2 separate regions of the Homo sapiens genome follow, and region 2 is linked to region 1. Evidence: chromatin loops called from intact Hi-C (ENCODE). Cell type or tissue: Caco-2. All regions are shown on one strand.

Evidence for each region. Peaks named below come from ENCODE experiments on the same cell type or tissue, not always from the same donor. Only the 100,000 strongest peaks of a DNase experiment are listed, where the experiment ranks them.
Region 2: it touches region 1 in a loop (14-fold over the local background); 11 of 110 quality-filtered maps call a loop at or near these places.

Annotation. Positions count from the first base shown.
Region 1 is chr13:24,955,789-24,958,288 of GRCh38, reverse strand. It overlaps the pseudogene TPTE2P1. Among named protein-coding and RNA genes, the nearest start is that of CPAP, 34 kb to the right of the region's middle. RefSeq lists an enhancer at 653-1,232. In Caco-2, no CTCF peak of the experiment used is centred here; a DNase peak (open chromatin) is centred at 1,198.
Region 2 is chr13:24,869,110-24,871,609 of GRCh38, reverse strand. It overlaps RNF17 (ring finger protein 17), which reads right to left. Exons shown (of 36, transcript NM_031277.3): 32 at 871-1,039. Among named protein-coding and RNA genes, the nearest start is that of CPAP, 53 kb to the left of the region's middle. In Caco-2, no CTCF peak of the experiment used is centred here; a DNase peak (open chromatin) is centred at 1,039.

The sequences.
Region 1 (2,500 bases):
AGTTTCTTTGTGAACTATAAATCACTAAATAAGTGTTATATGTGATAATTATCAGGCCTCTTTTTCACATAGGAAATGCCCCACCATATTTTTCAACAACTTCTTTCTTATTTCTTTGGCTCGAGCTCTGAAGATATAATAGCCCTAATGTAATACCTGAGCTTTTTTCCATCAGTAGCTTGACCAGCAGACTTCATTCCAAATAAACTGGGTCATCCCTTTTGGCTCTTGGAACACAACTCTAATTTAGTTATTTGGTTATAACTAACCAAATAACTTATTTCTTTCTTTCCTTCCTTTCTTCCTTTACTTTTTTTTTTTTTTTCTTGAGCCAGGGTCTTATTCTGTCACCCAGGCTGTAGCGCAGTGGCATGATCATGGCTCACTGTAGCCTCAACCTCTTGAGCTCAAGCAATCCCCCAATTTTTTTTTATGTTTTGAAGAGGCTGGGACTTGCTATGTTGCCCAGGCTGGTCTCAGACTCCTGGGCTCAAGCAACCTGTCCACCTCAGCCTCGCAATGTGCTGGGATTATAAACATGAGCCACACTGCCTGATATTGTTTGTTGTTGTTTTTCCAATTTTTTTTCTTTTCTTTTTGTTTTTTGAGACAGAGTTTTGCTCTTGTTGCCCAGGCTGGAGTGCATTGGCACAATCTCGGCTCACCACAACCTCTGCCTCCTGGGTGCAAGCGATTCTCCTGCCTCAGCCTCCCAAGTAGCTGGGATTACAGGCATACACTACCACGCCTGGCTAATTTTGTATTTTTAGTGGAGATGGGGTTTCTCCGTGTTGGTCAGGCTTGTGGGCAAAAGAAAGAGAGATCAGACTGTTACTGTTTCTACATAGAAAGAAGTAGACATAAGAGACTCCATTTTGTTCTGTACTAAGAAAAATTCTTCTGCCTTGAGATGCTGTGCTGGCAGAAACATGTGCTGTGTTGACTCAAGGTTTAATGGATTTAGGGCTATGCAGGATGTGCTTTGTTAAACAAATGCTTGAAGGCAGCATACTTGTTAAAAGTCATCACCACTCCCTAATCTCAAGTACCCAGGGACACAAAACACTGAGGAAGGCTGCAGGAACCTCTGCCTAGGAAAGCCAGGTATTGTCCAAGGTTTCTCCCCAGGTGATAGTCTGAAATATGGCTTCCTGGGAAGGGAAAGATCTGATCGTCCTGCAGCCCGACACCCATAAATGGTCTGTGCTGAGGAGGATTAGTGAAAGAGGAAGGCCTCTTTGCAGTTGAGATAAGAGGAAGGCATCTGTCTCCTGCTCCTCCCTGGGCAATGGAATGTCTCAGTGTAAAACCCGATCGTATATTCCATCTACTGAGATAGGAGAAAACTGCCTTAGGGCTGGAGGTGAGACATGCTGGTGGCAATACTGCTCTTTAATGCACCAAGATGTTTGTGTATGTGCACATCAAAGCACAACACCTTTTTCTTAACCTTGTTTATGATACAGAGACATTTGTTCACATGTTTTCCTGCTGACCCTCTCCCCACTATTACCCTATTGTCCTGCCACATCCCCCTCTCTGAGATGGTAGAGATAATGATCAATAAATACTGAGGGAACTCAGAAACTGGTGCCAGCGTGAGTCCTCCCTTTGCTGAGCGCTGGTCCCCTGGGCCCACTTTTCTTTCTCTATACTTTGTCTCTATGTCTCTTTCTTTTCTCAGTCTCTCATCCCACCCAAGGAGAAACACCCACAGGTGTGGAGGGGCAGGCCACCCCTTCAAGGCTGGTCTCAAACTCCCGACCTCAGGTGATCTGCCCACCTCAGCCTCACAAAGTGCTAGGATTACAGGCATGAGCCACCATTCCTGGCCCATTTTTCTAATTTCTACTTTGCATTATTGCTGGTCTTTTTCCCTCCGTTTGGACTAGAGTCTATTTTCAGAGCTCTTCTTCGTTTATCTAAACTGCTTCATGCCCAATTCAATTTCTACCTCCTTAATGAAATTTTTGCATTCTGTACCTTCTGTTAACTAGCCCCTAATAGTGCATAACAGCACACCCAGTCTTTATCATACAGATTAAGTTATGTACCATTCTACTATTGTTTCTTATGTGTACAGCTCCCAAAAGGGGCCAACTGAGTCTGCACCTCCTTTTGTGTTTTCCACAGGGCCTAGCATAGACCTTTCTTACTGTGGGTGCCTTTATTTATATGAGAGTGAGTCAAAGAAATAGTATCTTGAGCTATCTTTGGTCACTCCATCCAGCAGCCTGCATTGGTCAAGTTCAAAGATCCCATTGACAAACACAAGAGTTCTGATAAAACATGATGAGCAGGGGGACCCCACCCTCCCTCTCCCTTGGGAGGGGCATGCAGGCCCAACCCCCAAGTGTTACAGACCCCCGTTGTTATTTTTAAATTTAGAAAATAAAAAACCATGATGAGTTACGCATTGCTTTTTGAATGTCAATGCTAGCTTTAAAATTGAGCTTCTTAATATATTCTCAAAAAAGGCCCTAACACATGAAAATCAAAT
Region 2 (2,500 bases), 87 kb after region 1:
ATAAGCCCAGCATTTTGGTCAAGGTGGGCGGTTCACTTGAGGTCAGGAGCTTGACACCAGCCTGGCTAACATGGGGAAACCCCATCTCTACTAAAAATACAAAAATTGGCTGGGTGTGGTGGCACGCACCTGTAATCCCAACTACTTGGGAGGCTGAGGCAGGAGAATCGCTTAAACCTGGGAGCAGGAGGTTGCAGTGAGCCGAGATCACGTCACTGCACTCCAGCTTGGGCGACAAAACGAGACTCTGTCTCAAAAAACAAACAAACAAAACACTGACTACAGGTAAGACATTAAGCTGATGTGTGTTTTTCCTTTGCTAAAATATCAAGAATAAATACATCTCTATGCATTACATACCGCAATAACTAGATACATTTTCCTCAGAGGAGAATCACACATATTTAATAAAGATGGGAAGAATGGACTGAAAAGATAAAAGAGTAGAAATCTGACCTGTCTTGACAGAACAGGTCATACTTTGAGCCTCCACCTCAAGATTATAATTGTAGGTGGCTTGTAATTTAAATGATGACCATTAAGGTCTGAATGACAACTCTTGCAATTTCAGCTACTGATAACCTCAAACTTAGAAAATAATCTTTATGCAATTTTCCAACGCTGTCTTATTTGTGGAACGTGAAAGTGTTCTCCAAGGGAGTTTACTTAGCGTCTCTTAGTTCACCTTCCTTATCTAGAAAATGAGAAAGAAGTCATCTTCTGGGTATCTTGAGGATTACAGGAAATCATGCATGTAAAGTGAATATGAGGAAAATATCAGCATTAGAGATAGCCCAAGGTCATCAGCCCATTGAAACAAAATCCAAGTTTTATTAAGTATCCTGTTTCATTCAAATATAGTAAGTATACCTGTTCTAAAATCCGTCAGAGGAGGAAGCGCCTCTACCTTCTTATTAACCCTCTGCAGTGCTTCATCAAGGCTCTCGGATTCTGATTCCCCGCTGACTCCACTATCATCTGTGTCACTATGCTGGTTAGACTGGTTAGAAGTTTCTATAGAATCAAGGCAAATATACACCTAAGTGGGGAGAATGAAAGGAAAACTTTCAGATTCTGGAATGTCAAGAATTCACGTATGTGGACAAAATTACTGTAGCAGACAGCCTCCAGCGATGCTCCCAGAGACCCCTACACCTCCTGATATTCACCTCCTATTCCTTCCCACATCCTACCACACTTATCTTGTGATCAAGAGAACATGATTAGGCTGGGCATGGAGGCTCATGCCTATAATCCCAGCACTTTGGAAGGCTGAGGTGGGAGGATCGCTTGAGTTCATGAGTTCAAGACCAGCCTGAGCAACACAGTTAGACCTCATCTCTACTAAAAATCAAAAAAATTAGGCCGGGCGCGGTGGCTCACACCTGTAATCCCAGCACTTTTGGAGGCCGCGGCAGGGTGACTCACAAGGTCAGGAGATCGAGACCATCCTGGCTAACACGGTGAAACCTCGTCTCTAGTAAAAATACAAAAACAAAAATTAGCCGCGTGTGGTGGCAGCCGCCTGTAGTCCCAGCTACTCTGGAGGCTGAGGTGGGAGAATGGTGTGAACCCGGGAAGTGGAGCTTGCAGTGAGCTGAGATTGCACCACTGCACTCCAGCCTGGGCGACAGAGCGAGACTCCGTCTCAAAAAAAAAAAAAAAAAAAAAAAAATTAGCTGGGCATGGTAGTACATGCCTGTGGGCCCAGCTGCTCGGGAGCCTGAGGCAGGAGGAATGGTTGAGCCTGGGAAGTTAAGGCTTCAGTGAGCTATGTTTATGTCACTGCACTCTCCAGCCTGGATGACAAAACGTGACCCCTATCTCAAAAAACAAACAAACAAAAAACCACAACTGCAGTGACAGTGTGTGACTCCTGAGACTGGCTTACAAGGACATGTAGCTTCTGTCTTGGTAGAACTCTGCCAGGGATTTCATGCGCCAGGAAGCCATAGCCATGCTGCAAGCAGACAACTGGAGAGGCCACGGGCAGGAAACACAGCCTTCCAGGTGGTGCCATGTGAGTGAGTCTTTTCGAAAGTGGTTTCTGCAGCCCCTGCCAACATCATGATTGCAACCTCCTGAGAGCCTGAGCTAGAGTGCTTAACTCAGCAGCTCCCAGATTCCTGACCCTCATGTGTGTTTGTATTAAGCTGCTAAGTTTAGGGGTAAATTGTGATACAGCAATAAATAAGCAAAATTACCAAAACCAGCAATAGTTGTTTAGCAACTATATAGAGCATAACATGCTACTTACTCTGCTCTCTGATGAAATTAGAAAGCAAATCCTTCCCCTGCCTGTGAGAGAATGGCTTACTGTGTAAAAGGCTGAAGGAGCTGCTGAAGCTACTTATTTCTTCCTCTCTTTGTTAGCCAAGGACATGTAATTGAACTTTTAGTGCCTTTATTCACACATTCAATCAATATTCACCGGGTGCCTAGTATTTAACAGGCACTATTCTAGGTTCTGGGGATACCTCAATGAACAACATGGAGCTAT